Linked DNA regions of Homo sapiens: all the other regions are linked to region 2. Evidence: chromatin loops called from intact Hi-C (ENCODE). Cell type or tissue: ascending aorta. All regions are shown on one strand.

Evidence for each region. Peaks named below come from ENCODE experiments on the same cell type or tissue, not always from the same donor. Only the 100,000 strongest peaks of a DNase experiment are listed, where the experiment ranks them.
Region 1: a loop joins it to region 2, with 2.1 times the contacts of the local background. A loop is called at or near these places in 9 of 110 quality-filtered maps.
Region 3: a loop joins it to region 2, with 3 times the contacts of the local background. A loop is called at or near these places in 2 of 110 quality-filtered maps.

Annotation. Positions count from the first base shown.
Region 1 is chr9:76,983,783-76,991,782 of GRCh38, reverse strand. No RefSeq gene overlaps it. Among named protein-coding and RNA genes, the nearest start is that of FOXB2, 32 kb to the left of the region's middle. In ascending aorta, a CTCF peak has its summit at 3,987 (motif pointing right); a DNase peak (open chromatin) is centred at 7,112.
Region 2 is chr9:76,923,172-76,931,171 of GRCh38, reverse strand. No RefSeq gene overlaps it. Among named protein-coding and RNA genes, the nearest start is that of PRUNE2, 21 kb to the right of the region's middle. In ascending aorta, no CTCF peak of the experiment used is centred here; a DNase peak (open chromatin) is centred at 4,761; H3K27ac peaks cover 2,224 bases.
Region 3 is chr9:76,713,780-76,721,779 of GRCh38, reverse strand. All of the region lies in intron 6 of PRUNE2 (prune homolog 2 with BCH domain), which reads left to right. Among named protein-coding and RNA genes, the nearest start is that of PCA3, 47 kb to the left of the region's middle. In ascending aorta, no CTCF peak of the experiment used is centred here; a DNase peak (open chromatin) is centred at 3,979; H3K27ac peaks cover 2,681 bases.

The DNA of each region.
Region 1 (8,000 bases), 61 kb before region 2:
CAAAAATTACCTAGGCGTGGTGGTGCATGCCTGTAATCCCAGCTAGTTGGGAGGCTGAGGCAGGATAATCGCTTGAACCTGGGAGGCGGAGGTTGCAGTGAGCCGAGATCATGCCACTGAACTCCAGCCTGGGCGGCAGAGCAAGACTTCTTCTCAAAAAAATAAAAATAAAATAAAAAATAAAAAGTAAATGTAAAAACCAAGCAAAACAAAAAAACTCAATGAAGCCAATGATTGACTTGGTAAGAGGGTGAAGTGACTATAATACATTCAGTTTTCTCAACTGTAAGATGGAGCTAATAATAGTTCCTATCTGATAGGGTCGTTATGAGATTCTGTTTACAGAATATCTAGCACAGAGTAAGTTCTCAACACGTGTTAACCATTGTAGCCATTAAGTGCAACAACTTTCTTTCTCTCTCTCTCTCTTTTTTTTTTTTTGATGGAGTCTTGCTCTGTCACCCAGGCTGGAGTGCAGTGGTGTGATCTCGGCTCACTGCAACCTCCGACTCCCTGGTTTAAGCAATTCTCCTGCCTCAGCCTCCTGAGTAACTGGGATCACAGGCATGTGCCACCACACCTGGCTGATTTTTTGTATTTTTAGTAGAGATGGGATTTCACCATATTAACCAAGATGGTCTCGATTACCTGACCTCGTGATCCGCCCGCCTGGGCCTCCCAAAGTGCTGGGACTACAGGCGTGAGCTACCAAGCCTGGCCAAGTGCAACAAGCTTCTAAAGCAAGAATGTGGACTCCACGTTCTGATTTGCCCACTTACTAGTTGTGTGGCTTCGGTTGGACTTGTGTTAGTCATTTTTGCTTCTGCTCCTCTGAGTTCTCTTATTTTTAAAATGTGGATAATGGTACCTAGCTCAAAGGGTTTCTGTGAGAGTTAACTGAGTTAATCACTGTAAAGTACTTAGAACAGCATGCTCTAAAGGGAGAAGAAGAGGTGTGGAGAAATGGAGTAGGGTTGAAGAAACTCCTAAAGCTCCCTTGAGTTCAGAAGGGAGATGAGGCCAGCTGGGTATAGTGTGTGTGTGTGTGTGTGTGTGTGTGTGTGTGTGTGTGTTTAGGGGAGGTTGGTGTTGGTCTCAGTGTTATCTAAGTGTGTTGTACAGGCAAGGTAACTGGAGAAAAGGGCAAGGAAAGGCAAGTCTTAAAATTTCTTAGAAAGACCTTTCACAAGCCAGGTGCAGTGGTTCATGCCTGTAATCCCAGCTCTCAGAGAGGCAGAGGCAGGAGGATAGCTTGAGCCCAGGAGTTCGAGACCTGCCTGGGCAATATAGAGAGACCCCGTTCTCCACAAAAAGGAAAAAAAAAATGACAAAAAAAAAAGAAAGACCTTTCAAGAATAATTTCTACCAATGAGTGGATCAAGAAAATGTGGTATGTATGCACCAGGGAATACTACTCAGCCATAAAAAGAATGAAATAATGTCTTTTGCGACAACCTGGAGGGAGCTGGAGGCCATTATTCTAAGCGACGCACCTCGGAAAAGGAAAACCAAATACCATATGCTCTCACTTACAAGGGGGAGCTAAGTTATTAGTACGCAAAGGCATACAGAGTGATTTAACAGACTATGGAGACTCACAAGGGGGAGGATAGGAGGGGCACAAGAGATAAAAAACCACATATTGGGTACTACATATTGGGTAGAGTGACAGGTGCGCTAAAATCTCAGGCATCACTACTATACAATTCATCTATGTAACCAAAAACCACTGGTACCCCCAAAACTATTGAAATTAAAAAATATTTTTAAAAAAGAACTATATCCACCTGTGGCAGAGAAAATGGGGTATAGGGTCTGGACAGAAACAGACCTGCATTCTCCAGAGACCAAGAAAGCTATTAAGAGAGTTTAATTTGGTTCTATGTTAGTGTGGTGTCAAAGCAGGGTGAATTTGCATTAAAGAAGTGTGAAAGTCTAAAGGCAAAGTAGGTCATGAGACACGAGAATTAAATAGGGAGATATGGAGACTGTTTAATGATTTAAACCTCTATCAAGCGAATTGAACAAAGAGAGACTGTTTCTCTGTGTTTGCATGGTCATGGTCATTGTGATCACTGCTCACGTTGGTTGCAGCAGGCTGTCTTGCCAATGGCTGCTATAGCAGTAACAGGGGACTGGTCAGCAAATGTGCATTGCATCAATGACATGGAGCCCATGCCCTTTCACTGGCTTGTTGGTAGTGGTTGCATGGGGCTGGGGACCCCCTCTTGGATCTTTATTGCTGACCTCACTTCTCTGTATCACACAAGTCTCAAGAAGATAGAGAAGACAATAATACTTAATAAAATGAGAAAACTGTTTTATCAATATGTTAAGTGAAAAAAGCAGAATATGAAACTATGTATATGAACCTAATTGGTTAAACATATGTGTAGAAAAATGACTGAAATAAAACAGATTAAAACAGTAAATAATAGTTGTCTAAGGATGGAAATTACAGATGACAATCTTTCCTTTATATTTTATATCTTCTTTGCTTTCATTGATAAAAATGTTTTGCTTTTGCAATTGGAAAAGGTGAAATAAATGTAATTAACTTATAAGAAATGTAAGTTCTTCCTTGTTCAGAGCTTTACACATTGCTCAGCAACAAATGGTTGTTTGCTAATTGGTATGTAAAGGGCAATAAACAAGTTAATTGCTGGCTACATTCTCGAATAGCTAGAGGAAGTTCAAAGCTTCTCAACCTTATTTCAGCTCCAAGAAAGAGGACCTCTGATGTGGGTCAAAGACCTAATGGAGTCCTCAAAAGCCCACCATGCGCCATAGTGGGTGGAGGCTGGGCAGGAGGGAGAAGCTTCAAAGCCCCCTCTTTCCATGACATGCTTCTTCTTCACATCAATTTCCATCACTTCCCTTTCCCTCTCTCAGCTACTGTTAAAAGATGGACTTTTGTATTAGGTTGCTGGGGTTGCCAAAGTAAAGTGCCACAGACTTAAATCACAGAAATTTATTTTCTCAAAATTCTAGGGTCTAGAAGTCTGAGATCGCAGTGGCAGCAGGGTTGGTTTCTTCTGAGACCTCTCTCCTAGCTGGCAGATGCCCTTTTTCCTGTGTCTTCACATGGTCTTCCCTCTCTGTGTGTCTGGGTCCGAATCTCCTCTTCTTATGAAGATATCAGTCATATTGGATTAGAACCCACACTAATGACCTCATTTAACTTAAAGGCTCTATCTCCAAATATAGGCATTTGGAAATACTGGGGGTTAGGGCCACAATGCATAAATTTTTGGGGGACACAGTTTAGCCTATAACAGGATTGAAGTGTCTCCTTTCTTAAGGAGCCATGTCTCTGCTCATAGAGATTCAAAAGAAAGCCAAGGTTGGGCTTAGGAGAAAATAAGCAAAAGTAGAGGCTGCTTAAAGTTTTTGGGTTTGGTATAGCCCACCAGGTTAAGAAATCTGACAGGAATTTGAGTAATCTGAATCCATTCTGCGTTTGCCCAGAGTCTCCTTCTGGACACATAGCCCTCTTAAATCTCTGGCTGCATTGAGGCTGCTTGAGAATTTGAAATCTCAGTCATCTCCTCCTTGGGGACATGGTGAATATGTCATTCTGTTGAACTGATCACCATATTATCGGATGTTTCTACAAAAGCAAAACAGAGTTGAGAGCAGAAATATTAGAATCTTAGAAAGTGACAGGGGCTGGAGGATGAAGAGGTGGCAGGGTAAAAGGATGGGGTACTTTGGTCATATTATCCTTGATAGGCTGGTTGACATTCTCATTCTCTGCTAAGAACAAGCAGAAGCATCCCAGGAAACTCTTATGGGACTTTAATGTGATGAAATGAGAGAGATTATCTCTCTCCTCTGCCTAAGGGATGACTATCCATAGAATGTACTCAGACTTCTTTCCAATCACAGAGATAAATCCTGAAAGTTTTGCAGTATGGTACTGATTTCCTTGACCTACCAGAGTCCAGGTCTATAAAGTTTGCCTTTGCCCAGCCAGCAGATGGTGCCATTTTTCTAGGAAATTGAGCCAGATTCAGCTTGAACTGTCATTTGGCCTTTAGTGTTGTAGGCACTGTGCTCACAGCATGTTGTATAGGGCTTCACAGGTAACCAGTTTCTGTTCGAGGAAAGTCTAGCGCTCTTACCTGCAGTTGAACACACTGAAATCTTCAAGTTTCTCAGTTTAAGTGAAAACTTTTATTTTTAAAATTTCGGGATAATTAGAAGAAAATCTTAGTATTTCCTTTAGAAAAATCTTCCCCCACCCCTCAACTCTCTCTTTCTCTCTCTCTCTCTTTCTCGCATCTTATTCCAACATACCAGGTGGAGCCATCTCATCTTTCCTTTGAAAGGCCCTCTCACAATCCTTCACGCTTACACATGGTGGGTGGACTAAATTCTATAGTGAAATTGTAGCTTTTGAGGAATGAGTACTTCTGAACAGCTGCTTTACTTTTTGGGGGACATCTAGCTGTGTATTTATCTTTTAAGGTATAAATGCTTTCCTTCAAAAAAATATATACATATTCTGAAATATTTGGAAGCCAGTTGCAGATGTTATGACACATCAGCCCTAAATATTCAGCATATAACTCCTAACAATAAAGACTTTCTTCTATGTAACTGCTAAACCATGACCATATCTAAGAAAATCAACAGTAATTTCCAAGTATTACTTAATATCCATTTCATATTCAAAATTTCCTAGTTATTTCCCATATACCTTTCATAGCTGGTTTTATTCAACTGCATCCAATCAAAGCTCACACATTACATTTAGTTGTTTCATCCATTCATATATACATATATATGTGTGTGTGTGTGTGTGTATATATATATATATATTTTTTTTTTTTTTTTTTTTTTTGAGATGGAGTTTCACTCTTGTCGCCCAGGCTGGAGTGCAATGGCACAATTTCAGCTCACTGCAACCTCCACCTCCCAGGTTCAAGCTATTCTCCTGCCTCAGCCTCCCGAGTAGCTGGGATTACAGGCATGCATGACCATGCCCGGCTAATTTTTGTATTTTTAGTAGAGACGGGGTTTTACCATGTTGGCCAGGCTGGTCTTGAACTCCTGACCTCAGGTGATCCACCCACCCCACCTCCCAAAGTGCTGGGATTACAGGTGTGAGCCACCGCTCCTGGCTGAGTGTATGTATATATACATATACATATGTAAATACACATATACATATATACGTATTTAAGTCAAGGCCTATTGTCATTTGGATTATCCTGCATTCTAGATATGTTGCCTCATAGGGTCATTCTTTTTGAGACGGAGTCTCACTCTGTTGCGCAGGCTGGAGTGCAGTGGCACTATCTCGGCTCACTGCAAGCTCTGCCTCCCAGGTTCACGCCATTCCCCTGCCTCAGCCTCCCGAGTAGCTGGGACTACAGGCACCCGCCACGATGCCTGGCTAATTTTTTTGTATTTTTAGTAGAGACGGGGTTTCACAGTGTTAGCCAGGATGGTCTCAATCTCCTGACCTCATGATTCTCCCGCCTCAGCCTCCCAAAGTGCTGGGATTACAGGCGTGAGCCACCACGCCCCACCCATAGGATCATTCTTAACGTGCATTGTTCCTCAGATGTTAGAACCTGAGGCAAGGCCTATATGCTACAATTCTCCTTGGAAGTTCAGGCCTGGGGAGCAGGTGTGGGTGTGTACAGTTGGTAATGAGGCAGGGAAGGGGAGTGAGGTGATATGACTATGTGTTATCATGCTTCCCGTTCTCTACTATTAAGTAGGTTGGCTACTTTATCTTGTGGGATCATCTGAGACAGCATGTCAATGGCTGTTTCTTAAGATGATCTGTTTGAAGGAGACAACAGGGAAGAATGTATCCACCGGCTTTCATACTCCACCGATGCAAGAGTCATGTGCACCCTACAGAGTGAATCCTGCCCTCCTTTCAGTTTGTGCATGAGCAAGCCTGGAACTGGCTGCGAAGTTTCATATCTCTGTCTCGGGGGAAGCCTGGGATGAGAAGCAGCACTGTAGGGTGCTGCCCACATAAAGTCTTCTGGAGCCCAGGCAGACTTGGTTTCTGCAAGGATGCCTGGAGCTGAACACAATGTCCCTGGAGACAGATGAGGCCGAGAGGATCTGATACATAAGTGTGTCTGATGCAATATCTTATCTTTTAACTAGTTCCTCTCTTGCTTGTAGCTACTATAAACTGGAAGTCAGCTCTGAAACCTTGATGAGATTCAGGTAGAATATTTTGGCCAGATAACTTTATAAATGTTATTGTGTACTTCATATTGCACCACATCAGGAGGCACAAAATGCCAGGTTGTTTCACTATTAATGATGCTAAGTTACTTGGTTTTGTTGTGACAAGTAGATCTCTGATTGTAAAGGCCCATTTTCCCCTTTGCAATTAGCAAGCAACTGGAGATATATGACACTGTCCTTTTCCCAGCAATCTTTTAACTAATGATTTTAACATTCATTGATTTAGTCATTTTCTGAATCAATTATTTCACTGGGGGTTGCAAACTTATTAGCCGACATTCTTCTCTGAAGAAGCTTTTCTAGATCACCTGGAGATTAACTACCATTGCTCTTAGGAAGCAGGGAAAATAGTTCTTTTGTTTTAATTTCCAATTTTCAGAGTAAGGAGTTGAAAGTTAAAATAATAGTCATAATCTTCCATGGTGCCAAATTAATTTTGTTTTGTTTTGCCTCCTTTGAGTATTGTATGTGGACTTATGCCTTTTCATTTATTCAATATTTAACAATTCATTATACTTATTGAGGCTACAATTTCCCCAAATTTGCCAAGTAGAAGCCCTGAAAACTGGTTGCTGTGTTTTACTGATATGCCCTTATCATTTCTTTAGTAAAGGCTTCCTTGCTTTCTGGCAAAACAAGATGTCTCATCTTGTCCTTTCCTTGCCCCAGACTTGGAATTCAACCTTTTACTGAGGATATTTGATTCCTTTTATTGGGGAATGGTATTTAGAAGCCAAGATCCAGATACTAGGTATGCTAATTGCTACCGGAGTTTTGGTACTTCTAGACTCTTTCAACGGTCAGAACTAGGAAATCTATTTTTAAAAATCATGAGTTCATCTGATCTCTCCCTGTGACGAAGTCCCCGGGGGAGGGGTGGCCACCCTGTCTGTGATTTAGCTAACATAGCCTTCCCAGCCTCCTGGCTCTAGAGAGTCTGGGCAGTCTGGATGAGGAGGGCTCCCCCCAGCACAGCACACCTGCTCTGCCAAGGGGCAGCCAGATTGCTTCTTTAAGTGGGTCCCTGACCCTGTTCCTCCTGACTGGGTGAGACCTCCTAACAGGGGTCTCCAGACACCTCCTGTAGGAACGTTCAGGCTGGCATCAGGTTGGTGCCCCCTGGGATGGAGCCCCCAGAGGAAGGAGCAGGCTGCCATCTTTGCTGTTTCGTAGCCTTCGCTGGTGATACGTCCAGGGAGGGACTGAGGTGACTCGGATCTGGAGTGGACCCCCAGCAAACCACAGCAGCCCTATGGAAGAGTGGCCTAACTGTTAAAGGAAAACAAACAAACAGAAAGCAATAACAACAACATCAACAACAAAGACCCCACAAAACCCCTATTCACAGTTCAGCAACCTCAAAGATCGAAGGGAGATAAGCCCACAAAGATGTCAAAGAATCAACGCAAAAACACTGAAGACTCAAAAAGCCAGAGTGCTGCTTCTTCTCCAAATGACCCAACACATCTCTAGCTAGGGCACAGAACTGGGCTGAGGCTGAGATGGCTGAATTAACAGAAGTAGGCTTTAGAAGGTGGGTAATAATGAACTTCACTGAGCTAAAGGATCATGTTCTAACTCAATGTAAAGAAGCTAAGAACCAGTACAGGAGCTGATAACCAGAATAGCCAATTTAGAGAGGAACAGAACTGACTTGATGGAGCTGAAAAACACAACACAAGAACTTCACAATGCAATCAGAAGCATCAATAGCAGAATAGACCAAGTGGAGGAAAGAATCTCAGAGCTTGAAGACTATCTTTCTGAAATAAGACAGG
Region 2 (8,000 bases):
CTCCCAGACAAATTAATACTACAAACATCATGTGAGAACATAGCAAGAAGGTGGCCATCTGTAAGCTAGAAAGAGAGCCCTCAACAGGAACCGACCGTGCTGGCACTCTGATCTCAAACTTCCAGGCTTCAGAACTGTGAGGCAATAATTCCTGTTGTTTAAGCTATCCAGTCTATGGCTTTTTTTGTGGAACCCTGAGCAGAGTAAGACAAGGCAATTTTTCTATTCTTGGCTTTGAATGTAATTCTCATCTTGAAGCTGAAGAGTGACCAGAGTGCCACTTGGAGATCTATAAAGATGTCTTGTTCAAGCTTGAAAATGGAATGTCCTCCTTTTCCTCTTAGCTCTGGTAAGACCTTAGGTCTGGTGAGACCTTTCCTCTGCCTCCAACCCCACACTCCAGAATCCACCTGTTGGGGGAAGCAAGAGATGAGAAAGGGGACTCTTCACCCTCCCCACCTCACATAGGTCTACAGTGCCCAGCAGGAGGTAGTTGAGGTTCCTGCACATACATTCATCCACCTGCATCACCCACTGAGATGTTTGCAGGGTTACTGGGGTTGAAACAGAAAGGAAGGTAGGTCACTGATGAACACCTTTATTTGGGGGGAAGGAGATGAACAAGGCCCAGAGCCACTTCCCTGACAGCTCCACACCAATACACCCACAGCACTGGAATGTCTATGTTCCTACTGTTCTAGAGTATGCACAAGGGTAGAGAAAGGGCAGGGTGGACTGCTGTCCTTTTACATTAATACTAAGTCAAGAGGTGAGAAGCAGGCCCCAAATCCCCAGACTTCATCGATAAAAAATCAGGATCCTGGGGAACGACACCTACCATTCCCCACTAGGAGATTCAGGTCAGAGACTGCTCCCCAGCTTCTGAACTCAGACTCAAGTACTCCCAAACTTCCAGTGTCTGCAGTTGTGATATGTGAAGCTACTTGGCTCTTGCCCTTCCTGAAAGCTTAGTGGGGGCATTTGGCTCTGTGAGGGCCTCCACAGTTGCACAAAGAGTGAGATGTGAGAATGGGGGAAGGGATGGCTGGGATAGTTTCTGTGGGTGGGTCATTACTTGATTTTTTTCATTTTCAAAAGTTGCTGAATATTTGTATAGAAGGTTTTCTTATTTTTCCCCACTGACTACTTTATGAAATTATTATGTATTTCAAAAAATAAGTCATTTTAGCAGATTGAAATAAAGGATCCTGGAAGGTGGTAGGAACACATAGCCCCTCTCACTTCCCTCCGTGTGCCTGGCCATAGCAAGCACTCAGCTAAGCTGGCTCCTTCCTTCCCACAGCCCAAATTCCTGGGATATGTCAAACCTCAACCCACATCATGGCACAGAGAACCTCGCTTTCCTATTTGAAGAGACAGTGGTAATTGAGAAAGGTAAATGTCATTGATTACAAAAAGTGGAGGTCATCCTCTTCAGAGGTTGTGTTTGTGTGAGAATCAAAGTTGCCGAAACTGGATAGAAATATTTATTCGAGCAAAAGTTTCTTCAGCGGAGGGACTGGAAGAGGTCTTTCTGGTGGACAATGAAACATACAGCCCCAAAGATGAAGACGAGGTCCTGAGCTTCCGCTTCCTGCCACGCTTGTTGTGTCTTGGTGGCTCCTGGATGGGAACAGAGGCTTCCTGGTGGCTTCAGGGCAGGTGGGCACCTCAGCACAGTTGTTGATTTTGGGATTTCAGGATTTTCCTGGCATGTCTGTCTCTCTCTTTTATCTTCCTATCTTTATCTAGAAAATTCACCACTTGATGTTTAAAACAAAGTACACGCATTACTTTAGTAAAAAAATAAAAATAAAAATTAATGTAAAACATAAACAAACAAACAAACAAAAAACCCCACAAGCATTTATCACAGGTTTTATTGTAAAAATCATCAAGTAAACCTAAATAGGGATTTGTTGATTTATTTTAGAGTCAGGGTCTTTCTATGTTGACCAGACTGTTCTCTAGCTCCTGGGCTCAAATTATCCTCCCACCTCCACCTTCTAGAGTGCTGGGATTACGGATATCAGCTACTGCACCCAGCCTAGAATGGATTTTCCAGGCATGGTGGCTGACGTCTGTAATCCCAGCCCTTTGGGAGGCCGAGGTGGGTGGATCACCTGAGGTCAGGAGTTTGAGACCAGCCTGGCCAATATGGTGAAACCTGTCTCTACTAAAAATACAAAAATTAGCCGGGTGTGGTGGTGGGAGCCTGTAATCCCAGCTACTTGGGAGGCTGAGGCAGGAGAATTGCTTGAACCCAGGAGGCGGAGGTTGCAGTGAGCCGAGATGGCGCCGCTGTACTCCAGCCTGGGCAACAAAGTGAGACTCTGTCTCAAAAAAAAAAAAAAAAAAAAAAAGGATTTTATGATTTTATGAGATTTCCTATTTCCATGAGCTTATCAAGACTAGATATGTTGAAATGCCCTCCCACTAGAAAATACCCAAATAATGGATAAGTTAGAGTAAACACTCTTTGAATTTTGTTGCTAAGCTCAAAGGAGAATAAGGAAAGTCCTAATTTTTTTTAAAGACAAAAACAAATAAAATAGAACTGAAACTAGTAGGGTAAACCTGCTCAATTACTTGTTCAATACTTGACCTGGGGGTAGAGGTGGGGCCAGCAACTTGTGGTATTCCAGCATCTTTTCAGGGACAGAAGTTCTTTTAGTTTTTGTTTTGTCTCATTTAACCTTATGCGTGTCTTTGAAAGTGCAATGCTTCGATTACTAAGGTTTTATGACTATTATCAACAAAACATTCTATAAGTGTAAGGGGTAACTCTCTTCAAGGACATCATTCCACTCTACTGAGGCTCCCTGTTTCTTACATGCTTAGTGTAGAAGTTCTAGCAGCTGCCTGGCATTATTTTTTCTTGCAGAGAAATAAGACCATCCAAGTAAATATTATAATTAGGACCATAATGGCACATTTTGATTGCTTTTAATAAATAACACCAACCAGAATTTTTCTTAGATGTGACACTAATAATCACTAATGGCCAAACTATTAGATTTATATCAGAAATTCTTGGCTGAAAATTTTTATCAGTACAGGCTACAATATTATCTAAGCAGAAAATGAATGTAAAACTTTCTGCAGTTGTCTCATTATCTTGTCATAATCTCCAAGAATTCATAAGAGAAAAATGCAAGGAACTAGGAGCTGGTATAGCTCAGCAGGCATTTTGTGAAGAGAATATGGGTAAAATTAGAATAAAGAGAACAGGATTGGAGCATCGTTCACAAGTCTAGGCCCTGTTTGGTCTTCGTGTTTTGGAAACATTAGCAAACTATGGGTAAAAGTAAAAAGTTGACATTTGTATACGGTTAGAATTGAAAACTATCTTGTCCACTTAAAACTTTAGTATTACAGAATTTTGCTTTTTAATTATCAAAGTGGTCAGATAAAGATGGCTTATGTTGACGTAAGTCATAGCAAAGCCATGACTCATTTCTTTTTGTGATTAAATCATGTGGCTTTTCATCTTCAGAAAATTTAGAAAGATGACAACATTGTCATTTATTTGCAATTCGCCCTTCCACTCTCCTTCCTAAAATTCAACCTTTCCATTTCTTTTACCTTCTTGAGCTTCTTTAATTATCAGCAAACTCTTTATGGGCTCAAGGTTTATTTCACCTTTCTATTAATAAAAAGAAACAGGAAAAGAAATTGGGATTTTTATGAAAAATGTTAAAGGCTAGCTCTGTTAGGATTTCCCATGACATTGCAGTGGTGACATGGTCGTGGATGTGCCAAGGAAAGCCTGAGCTGTTGACTGCTGCCCCAGTAGCATCAGAGAACCACTGTGCTTGCTGAGACCAATGACTGCCATTCTGGACAGGGCAGCCTTTGGCAACATTCAGAAGCAAGCTGTTTGTCTTCAGTCCCCTCTCTTCAGCCTCCAAATTTGTCATTATTGCTTGGTGGATGGAGTACCCTATACTACCCCATGGCTCTCCAAAACCCTTTTCCTCCCAGCCAGGAGGCCCAGGTCTGCGCATTCACTCACTCGATTCTGTGCATGTTGCCTGTGTGCGGTCCATTGCCCTCACCTCACTTTCCTGGGGAAAGAAAAAATGACACTGAGCTGAGGAATGAGCAAAAATCTAGGTAGAGACGTGGGAGAGGCTGTGCTAGTTGGAGGGCGTGAACAAAATCGTGGAAGTTTACAACTGTCTGACTTTTCTAGGGAAAGGCAAGTAATCTGATGTGACTAGAGAAAGGTTAGGTGAGATCTGTAAGCTGGTTTGGGTGTAGAAGGACAAAGAATTGGAGTGGGAAGGGTAAGTGGCAGCTAGACTGGGAAGGGCTGAGCACCAGGTAAAAAAGACAAAATAAAATTGTTTCTCCTCTCCCAGGAAATACTGAACTTTAGGAGGCAACATCTCCATCCTGGCTCTGTAAACCAATCTTTATCAGAATGAGAATTTTGGGGTAAGTTGGAAGGGACAGGGCCAGGCTTACAGCAGCGGTTGGCAAACTATGGTCTGTGAGCCAAATCCAACTGCTGCCTGTTTTTGTGTGGCCTGTGACTAAGAATGATGCTTACATTTTTAAATGGTTGAGTAAAAGTGAAAAGAAAAATAATATTTTGTGACTTGCAAAACTGTACAAAATCCAAATTTCACTATTCACACATAAGTTTTCTTGGAGCACAGCCACATACACTTGTGATGATTTCACTGCTTTGGTCATACAAGGGTAGAACTAGAACTGAATTGTTGTGACAGAGATCCTCTGTCCCGAAAGGGCCTAAAGCATTTCCTGTCTGGCTCTGCTTAGAAAAATATTGCCAAGTTCTGTGCTGGGCACGGTGGCTCACGCCTGTAATCCCAGCACTTTGGGAGGCTGAGATGGGCACATCACCTGAGGCCAGGAGTTCGAGACCAGCCTGGCCAACATGGTGAAACCCCATCTTTACTAAAAAAATACAAAAATTAGCTGGGCATGATAGCGGGCACCTGTAATCCCAGCTACTTGGGAGGCTGAGGCAGGAGGATCACTTGAACCCGGGAGGCAGAGGTTGAAGTGAGCCGAGATTGTGCCACTGCACTCCAGCCTGGGCAACAGAGCAAGACTCTGTCTCAAAAACAAAAAACAAAACAAACAAAACAAAACAAAACAAAAAACAAAGGAGTCGAGCACTAGACAGAAAGTTCAGAGCAGGATGGAGCTCTACAAAGATAACCTAAGTTTTATGGAGCTGAGTTCCCAAATCACTTTAACTAAATGTATTAATTCCAGTGGCCATGATTTCCCTAGCACTTATTCTCCTGTAGCATAATTGGAAATTCTAACAAGCCTTTTTTTGCGGGGAGGGGGGAGGGTGGAGGTTGTTTGTTTTTAGTGTGAGATGTGGATTAAGCATATTAAAAATTTTAAAATAATTTCTGGGAAATTTGGAAAACTGTGTTGACAGGGTGGTTGCCATGCATTTTAAGGAACATTCACATGGTTGAAGAGTCATAGAGAAAACATTGTCTTTCAGAATCACTCATCCAAATCAATATAAATAAATTGCTAAGACCTTTTCTAACCTTTTAAACATTCATCTTTCTTCATGAGAACAGCAATAAATGTCCTTTGTTTCTGGAGTCTGCCAATCACCTATTTCTTCTTTAGTGTGGGTAATTTAAAAAATTGTTTTCATAAGGCTAAAAGACATTATGTTATACAATGTCTCTATTTTTTTTTTTAATGGCAAGGCAGACTTCATTCAAGGGTGGCACATTGTGGTAGGTATAGGAACCATTGCAATGAGTGTTGCAGCAGGGGAGGGAGATTGGAGTCAACTCACTACTGTGTCTTTACAATTTTATTTTTTCTTTCAGAGACAGGGACTTGCTCTGTTGCCTAGGCTGGAGTACAGTGGCGTAATCATGGTTCATTGCAGCCTCGAAATCCTGGGCTCAAGCAATTCTCTGACCTCAGCCTCCCAAGGAGCTAAGAATATCTTTAAGTTTTTTTAAAAAGCAATCCTTACTTCCTGAATGCACCAAAATTGTAATCCCATTTTGACCCAGTTAAGAGGAAAACTCAAAACTGAGAGGGCCTGGTTAAAGAAAAGTGAGTAGAGGATATAATACAATGATTGACAGGAAACCCTGGTGTGTTGTGAGACACAGCAGTGGAGTTGTTAAGAGTCGCCTCCCAGTTGATGTATGCTATCTCAGAATATCCAGATTTCCCAGCTGACATCTTCTGCCTCCCCTGGGGTGGTGTGCAAATGGAGACTGTATCAGTCAGGGTTCAGTTGCAGCAAAGGGAAGCAACTCTAGTTATTTTAAGCAGAAATGTTTAATACAAAGAATTAGCTGCATGGAAGTGCTGGTGGAAGAGATGGTTTTTGGGAGACTCCCAGGACACTTGAGAGCTTACCACCTAGGGGAACAACTACCTCTTCCATGAAGGTGGGGAGTCAGAAAGTTGCTATAGGATCAGGAATCTGCCATTTTTTCCTCACAGATGCATCTTGACTCCCATGAAGCTGGGAATTACAAGTACCCTGCTGGAATGCTGCTGCAGAAATATATCTGCACTACCATATTTTCTAGTGAAATTCAGCCAAAAGCAGCAGGAAAATTATCTCTGCCTCACTTCCACTTTCCAAACCTTGCACAAGTGCATCCAAGTGGGGATAAGTAGGTGATCAGAACCCTAGCTGCAAGAGATTCCAGGAAATGTAGTTTTTTTATTTCTAGACTCTCTATGTGGGGAGACACACTGGAAGGGAGTGAAAGAGAATGTTGAGGTTAATCACCTGTATTTGCTTCCTATTGCTGCTGGAATAAATTGGAACAAACTCAGTGGCTTAAAACAATACACATTTGTTATCTTTCATTTCTGGAGGTCAGAAGTCTGATGGAGGTTTTACAAGGCTAAAATCAAAGTGTCAGCCAAGGTGTGCTCCTTTTGGAGGCTCTAGGGGAGAATCCATCCATCCCCTGCCTTTCCCAGCATTAGAAGACTTTCCCACATTCCTTGCTCATGGCCACATTGCTCTGACTTCCGCTTCTGTCATCACATCACCTTCTATGACTCTAACCTTCACATCTCCGTCTTATAAGGACTCTTGTGATTACACTGGGTTCATCTGATAATACAGGATAATCTCACCTCTCATGATTCTTGACTTAATCACATCTGCGATTCCCATCTTCCATGCAAGAAACACATTCACAGGGATTGATATGTTGACATCTTTTGGGGGGTCACTATTCAGCCTGCCACATTGTTCATATCCAAATTATTGAGGGAAGGAGCTGATGTTTATTAACTACATGCTATGTGCTGGAAACTTTATATATATATATATTATCTCATCAAACATTCATGACAATCCTTGAAGGTGGCACTATTACTCCTACTACAAATGAGAAAAAGAGATTCAAAGAATTTTAAATACGAGTCCACTATTCAGCGATAAAAAAAATGAACTATTAAGCCATGAAAAGACATACAGGAACCTTAAATACATATTGCTAAGTGAAAGAAGCCAGTCTGAATAGGATACGTACTGTATGATTCTAACTATGTGACATTCTGGGAAAGGTAAAATTATAGAGTTTATAAAAATATCAGTGGTTTCCAGGGGTTAAGGTTTGGGGCAGGGCGTTGAGGGTAAGTAGGCAGAGCTACATTACCCTACTTATGAGCAATGAGTTCTCCCCCCAAAAAATCATTTTTCTATCAACCAGGCTGGAGTGCAGTGGCATGATCTTGGCTCACTGCAGCCTCTGCCTCCTGGGCTCAAGTGATCCTCCTGCCTCTGCCTCCCAAATAGCTGAGACCAGAGGCATGTGCCACCACATCCAGCTAATTTTTTATTTTTGGTAGACTTGGAGTCTTGTTATGTTGTCTAGGCTGGTCTCCAACTCCTGGGCTCAAGTAATCCACCAGCCTTGGCCTCCCAAAGTGCTGGGATTACAGGTGTAAGCCACTGTATCAGGCCCAAATTTTTGATATCATAAACAACCTGTGGCAAATATTCTTGC
Region 3 (8,000 bases), 210 kb after region 2:
ATTCTAGAAATAAATCCATGCAGACTGTAAATGTCAAACTGTACTCTTAAATTTCAGTAACTCAGCAGTCCAGGCTGGCCACTGTGCTTGCAAGGTAGTTAGGAATTGTCACACTGTGTTTGTAAGACTCACTGTTCCCAAAAATGCAGCCGTACACACTGGTGTTTTAATCTTGGTAATTATTTTTATCTGCAAGCATTTTACTACAAGTGACATATACTCACTTGATTTTTCCATTTCCTGCAAAAACAAACAAACAAACAAAAAAACCCAGAAATAACAAATCTGGGAATTGCTTGTTCCTGACATTAGAAAGTAATTTATTCTTAATAAAAGTCTTACTCAATATATTTCATCTGTAATTTGTGAGGAAGACAACACTATAATAGGTATAGTCCAGAATGCTTGACCTATGTGGGAAGTATTAGCACCAGGAGTAAAATTCACTGAAGGTCATTTGGCCCTTGGAGGTGAAACGGTGGAAATGATGAAAAAGACTATTCATTGTGATTTAGCTGAAGGAAAAATCACTATACATTTTTTTAATGCTTTAAAAGCTGTTGTTTGCATAGTGGCAGACAGAAGCTCATTCACTGAGTCTAACTTGGAATTAAGGATAGAAAATTTGATAATGAGATAAACACTGACCTATCAGTAGGTTTTATACCTTACATCTTTTAGACGGAGTCTCGCTCTGTTGCCCAGGCTGGAGTGCAGTGGTGCGATCTCGGCTCACTGCAAGCTCCGCCTCCTGGGTTTATGCCCTTCTCCTGCCTCAGCCTCTCCGAGTAGCTGGGACTACACGCGCCGGTCACCACGCCTGGCTAATTTTTTGTATTTTTAGTGGAGATGGGGTTTCACCGTGGTCTCGATCTCCTGATCTTGTGATCCGCCCGCCTCAGCCTCCCAAACCTTACATCATTTTTATATGAGTTTACTTCATATTTAACTTTGTGCAACTTCCTCCATCATCTCACATCTAAGAATTTTACATGTAAATCACTTAAATGACTTAAAGATGTGTGTGATTATTATTTGAAAGTTCACATATATTATGGAGAACATAAGGCAAAAATTGTCATAACCAGTCCCCACAGACAGAATCTTGCAAAAGTACTTTCTATGAATCAGATTTAATCCCATAAATCCTGAGAATAACCTAAAAAATAATAATAAAAAAACAGGAAAGGAAAGAGGCTTAATATTTATTGTCTACTATATGTCAGGCACTTGACCAGTCTTTTATATATGCTTTTAGTTCTCACAACAGTCCTATGAGGTGAGGGTTTACAGATGAGGAAACTAAGGCTCATGAAAATGAAGTAACTGATTTGAGTCACCCAGCTAGTGAGTGTCACAGCGAGGGTTAACCTCATGTTTGGCTGACTCGTAGGTCTTTACTACCTTGGCATGAGCTCCCTAAAATAATGGAGAGACACAATAAGGTTTCAGAATAGCAATTTGGCTAAATTATGACAACTTTAATAAATATCAGTGAATCTTAATGTCCATTGTATATTAGAATTCAATACGTATTATTTGAATACGTCTAGAAATGACATTCTACTTTTATGTGGTTATAAAAATTATCTTCCAGTTAACACTGTATCATGAGTGTTTTCCTGTGTCATTAAGTATTCTTTGATAGCATAACTTTTAATAGCAGTTTAACAATCCTTTGTGTGACCATTCTATGATTTACTTAACCATTGCTCTAGTGTTGGACATTTAGATTGTTTGTAAGTTTTAGTTATTAAAGTAATAATCCAGTTAACAGCTTTGTCCACAAATCTTTGTGTACATATATGATTATTTCGTTAGGATATATTTCTAGGCTGGACATGGTGGCTTATGCCTCTAATCCCAGCACTTTGAGAGGCCAAGGTGGGAGGATCATTTGAAGTCAGGAGTTCAGGACCAGCCTGGGCAACATAGTGAGACCCTGTCTCTACAAAAAATAAAAAAATTAGCTGGGCATGGTGGTGCACGCCTGTATTCCCGGCTACTAGGGAGGCTGAGTGGGAGAACAGCTTGAGCCTAGGAGGTTGAGTCTGCAGTGACTCATGATCATACCATTGCACTCCAGCCTGGGTGACAGAGTAAGACCCCAACTCTGAAAAAAAAAAGGAACATATATTTTTTTAATCTTTTTTTTCTTTTAGAGAGGAGCTCTCACTATGTTGCCCAGGCTGGTCTCAAACTCCTAAGTTAAGTGATTCTTCTGCCCTGGCCTCCCAAAGTGCTAGGATTACAGATGTGAGCCACCATGCTCGGCCTAAAAAAAAGAATATATTTCTAAAAAAAAGTTTGATAGTGCCCATTTGGAAATATTTACCAATAATAAGAAAAGAAGAAAATTTGTGTTATTAAAGGATTTCTTTGATTAATGAGTTCAGATCTATTTATTATCCATTTGAATTCCAGTTGTGAATTGTCTTTTATGTTTTGTAACAGTTTTTCCATTGGTATATATCCTTTTTTCATTGATTTATATTAACTCTTATTCTTGAGGACATTAAACCTTTTCCTCCTAGCTAAAAAAAAAAGTAATAATAATAATTGCATTGGGAAACTTTCAGTAGGCTTTAAGCAGGAGAGTGTCATTATTCAATTTATATTTTTAAAAGCTGCCTCTTGGGGAAGGGGTGGAAAAAAAATAAAATAAAGCTGCCCCTTGATGCTATGTGGAGACTACATTACTGAGAGACCAGCTGTGATGCTGCTGCTAAAGTTCTGGCAAGAGATGATGGTGGCTGTGGCTAGGACAGCAATGGAGATGAAGAGATATTAGAGACGTGTTTAGACTACAGATATATTTTAAAGGCAATGTTAATAGGATTTGCTGGTGAATTACGTGAGAGATGAGGAAAAAAACAATCAAGGATAATTCCTAGATGTTGGGTTCGAATAACTGGGTAGACGGTGGTGCCATTTAATAGGACAGACACAACTGAGGAGGCGGTGGGCCATATTTTACTTGAGATACTTATTAAACAGCTACATGCAGATCTCATGTGCATGTAGATTCTGTCATCAGTGGCAGACAAATGGTTTTAAAGCCATGTGGCTGGGTAAGATCATCAAGGAGAAAGTGGAAAGAGAGAAGAGAAAGGGGACAGGAAACAAAGTTGGGTGTGAATATTTGGAGGCTTAATAAGGAAGAGCAACCAGCAAAGGCAACTGAAGGGCAGTCGGTGAATCCGGAGAAAAACAAGGTGTGTGGTGTCAGGAAGGTGAAGGAATTAAGTGTTTCAAAACAGAGGGAGGGTCAATCTCATGGAATACTGTAGAGAATCAAGTAGGGTAAGAAATGGAATGTTATCTTTGGATTTGGCAACCTCGGAGTGCTTGGTACTTTTGAGAAGAGAGTTTCAGTGAAATGACGGAGCCAGATCCCCCACCAGGGGGACTGAGAAGACAACAGAAGGTGAGCATGTGTGAGTGATGCAAGAAGAGGGTTTCTGTCTCTCAAGGATATCTACTGAAATGTTTACAAGACATTCTTTACATCACTTTTGTTTCACACGATGCACTGAAGCTACCAGCAGACAGCATAAAGACTGCCTTTTTCTGAGCAATGAAAAACGTAAAATAGGATATTGTGAGAATGAAAGGTTTCACTGCATCTGCACTTTCAGCTGTGAATGGAGTAATCTATGGGGCACCATCACTATCACTATCTTGGTTTTGATATTAGTTCAGGTACAGCTGTATTATTTCTGTTTTCCTCCTCTGGGTTATAATGAGCATCAACTTCTTTTAGGATTCTTGGGACCTACACCTTAGCTTTTTTGACCAGGAAATAACAAAGGCTTTTTCTCCCCACGTTTCCAGGCTTTCCCACTCATTCCCAAACTAGAAATTACTCAGACAACAAGACACGTGACCTCTAAAAATGTTTAGTCATCGACCCTTCGGAATCACGAGTGACAAAGGGCTGTGACAGGGAGCAATTGCCATTCTCCCTAACTGCTGGCATTAGTATGAGATTTTGCCAGCCAATTCCCAGTTGCAATGATTCATAAAGTAACTTCCTAAATTCCATGCAGCAGTTATAGGCTGGGGTCACAAATGCAGAAGGTGTGTGTGGCTGGTGGGGGGGGTGGTAAGTTCAACAGGAAGTGCTTTTATTGTCTAAATCCTTAGTAAATTGAATGGGAGATATATATGTATGCACGTATATAATTTTAATTTAAGTGGGGGGAACATTTTGGAGACATTTGAGCAGATTAACAAATAGTATTTGTATACATGTAACTAAAACAGTAATTTATCAGGTAGAAGGCAGATGGGGGGAATAAAATGCCAACCTGTATCTACAGTTGGGTTGTGTTGATGATGAAGTGCTGTTTATTCAGGGCCAGCCTAGCTTGTCAGCAACATAAGAGCCACCGCAGCACATGACTCCCTGCGTAGCTAGAAGACAATAATAAATTATCCCCTATGCAAACAGCACCGGCATAAAAGCAGAACAAACACGCTCTGCCTCCTGGAATCCTGAAGATTCTCACTCATTCCCTTGTTTAATTCTGTTTTAAACATGAAACTCTTGACATTATCCCAAGGCCAGTAAGATCGAATCTGGCTTGGAGAGCTGATGAGAATCTGTTTTAGGGTTATTGTAAAATGTATTTTGTTTCTCTAACTTGCCTAGGTGATTCAAATAGTTTTTTGATTTATCAGTGCTTCATTTGGTCCTGTGGAATTTGGGGTCACCCAGGGGAAAACTGAGCTAGAGCACTTGAGGGACATGATGAAAATACAGTCTCTGCAGCCATAAAAAAGGATGAGGTCATGTCCTTTGCAGGGACATGGATGAAGCTGGAAGCCACCATCCTCAACAAACTAACATGGGAACAGAAAACCAAACACTGCATATTCTCACTCATAAGTGGGAGTTGAACAATGAGAACACATGGACACAGGGAGGGGAACAGCACACACTGGGGCCTGTTGGGGGGTTGGGGGGCGAGGGGAGGGAATCTAGATGATGGGTCAATAGGTGCAGCAAACCACCATGGCACACATATACCTATGTAACAAACCTGCGCATTCTGCACATGTATCCCAGGACTTAAAACAAAATTTTAAAAATTAAATTAAATTAAAAATAAACATACCTATACCATTCTGAAAAAAAAATAAAGAAAAAGAAAATATAGTCTTGATCCAGTGCCCAACCTGCTAAATGAGAACCTGTAGCAAATCGGCCCAGAAACGCACACCCTAAGGGGACTTTTATGATGAGGTTGCCATAGGAACAAAGAGCTGGCAGTGTGAGTCAGTACAAGTCCTGTGACAGTGCTGAGAGAGTCCAAAGGACTGGTTTGTAGGAAAATATATCAACTAATAAATCCCTCTCTGGAGTAGTGCTTTTCAGATTTCAACGTGCATTCCAATTCCTAGGATTGTTGGAAAATGCAGATCCTGCTTCAATAGGTCTAGTGTTTTGCCGGAGACTCTGCATTTCCAACAAGATGCCTGGTGTTGCCAATGCTTTTGGACTTGAGTCCATCGAGGTCCTAGAGCCATCAGTTTAACACAGAAGAATTAAAACAGTTTGGAGATCAGCCGGCATTTTTGAATAGGAAACTTTCCACAAGTGTGGCTTTGAACAGTGTTGATTCTACTGATTCTTAATCTTATGCTCAGATACAAATAAAACCTGCCCCCTCTTGTTTCAGTGACCCGGCCAGGAGTGTAGTGAGAATTTTGTTATATGTAAAAATCTCTTAGAAATGTGTGTCTTCTTTCAAGGGTTTATAAATGTATTTGGAGGCCTTTATATACATAACGAAAAATACTTAGAAAGGAAAACTGTAAGGCTTATTGTGCTGAAGCCTTCAGTTACTGGAAATAAGTTGTAGTTAGTTGTAGTCTCTTTTTATTTTTTTCAGGGCTATATCTTTTTTTACAGTTCATAGTTGCTACAAGTTTAGCAATGAGGTTCTTGATTCACCCTCAATGATGGTTTGAAATAATTTTATCTGTTGAACACACATTGTATATGAGTTTTGATTATTTAAAAAATCTCCTTTTAAATATTTAATGTCTTTCTATTGTGGATGAATTAATTTTTTAAACATCTACTTAAAGATTGTTATTAGGCCATTTGGAAAATAAATAAAAAGCATGAAAGCTGACAGTACACACTTTGGAACACACACTTCCAAAAGCATATGTTCCAAACGCATATGACTTATATGATCATAAATGTCATTACAATAGATCCTTGATGTTCATCAGCATGAGAATAGATCCTGAGACCTTTGTGGATTCGTATGTGCAATTCCTTGCAACCAAAAAAGGGAAAGTGGCCCAGTAAGATGCCAGATGAGAGTGGCTGCCTTGGAGTAGACAGCAAAGCCTCCTCGAAACATGGAAGCCCGTGATGGGCGGGGCCTGCCTGCCTACCTACCCAGGGTCTTGTGTGCCCTCTTCAGAGCCTCACAGACCTTGAGATTCAACTCAGCAGAATTACAGAGTACGGGTATGATGGCTTTTTGAAGTGGCTGGTAAATAGTCTAAGCCACAAATACCCAATCCACGAGTTTCAAAGAATGACCACATAGACATTAATGTGGGTATGGGGAAATCTGCAACTCTCTGCACGGCATCGTTCACATCTTCACAGTGGCTGTCCTAGGAGATGTGTGTGGCACTTCCACTTTCTGTGGTACACATTTCTGTGTTGTTTTAGTATCTTACCCATGACAGGCATAATTCTGATTGCTATTATAATCAGAAAAAATGAACAGAATCTTTTAAATCCCTTGAGTGCACATCATGGTGTTTTTTGTTGAGTGACACAATAGACTGTCAGTTGATGAATTATGTGGTATGATCATATATGTGCTAGGATAGATATATATGTGGACTATGATAGAAGATTATGGATGATGGAGCACAGGTTGATTTTGTGTACCTGTCTCTCCAGTCATCCGACAAACATTTCTTGAACAACTAGTATATGCCAGGCATTATGTTAGGGGCTAGCATATGTTCTTCACTGTACTTCTTTAAGGAAGAGAGACACCCACACAGAGAAAGTGGCTCTCATTGTAGTTAATAAAACTCAAAGACCGGACCGGGTGCGGTCTTACGCCTGTAAGCCCAGCACTTTGCAAGGATGAAGTGGGTGGATCAGTTGAGCCCAGGAGTTCGAGACCAGCCTGGGCAAAATGGCAGAACCTGACGCCTACAAAAAAATACAATAAATTAGCTGGGCATGGTGATACACACCTGTAGCCCCAGCTACTTGGGAGGCTGAACTGGGAGGATTGCTTGAGCCCAGGAGGCATAGGTTGCAGTGAGCCGAGATAACGCCACAGCACTCCAGCCTGGGTGACAGTGTGAGACCCTGTCTCAAAAATAAATAAATAAGTACATACATACAGTAAATAAAACTTGAAGCAGCCAGAACATTTTTGCAAATGATATGAGCCACATCTGGGTAATCTGAGGTATTGGGATCCCTTTCTGCAATTATTCATTCCTCCACAGCTGCCACATAGAACAAGCAAATCTGACATCACAGCTCTTTTAAAAATCTCCCAGAATTCTACACTGGAATAAAGATCACCCAGTAAACTCAGCTATGTTGATTCGTAGGAATTTCTCCTTGGAGTTAATAATAATCATTAGAAAAAAAATACAGGAAGAAATAACTTCCTCCTATTCTTATTGTGATAAATTGTAACAATAGCAGACATTCGTATATAGATCCTATAAGCGACAAGAGGGAAAATAGGATTTGCAAATTAAGCATCTGAATAAATATTTTAGAAAAAAATGTTTAGGATATCTGTTCTTTGTCTAAACTATTATTAATAATGGCAAAAACTCCTTTCTTACATGGTTTGGGAAAACAAACAAGCAAAGTGTATTTTAAGCCATAGCATGAAAGTTTCCACTCCTTCTCAAAGCAAACTGTATTTCACTTGCCTTAAATAATAAATATCTCTCCTAAATACATCATAAGACTGGACAAATTTGTGGAA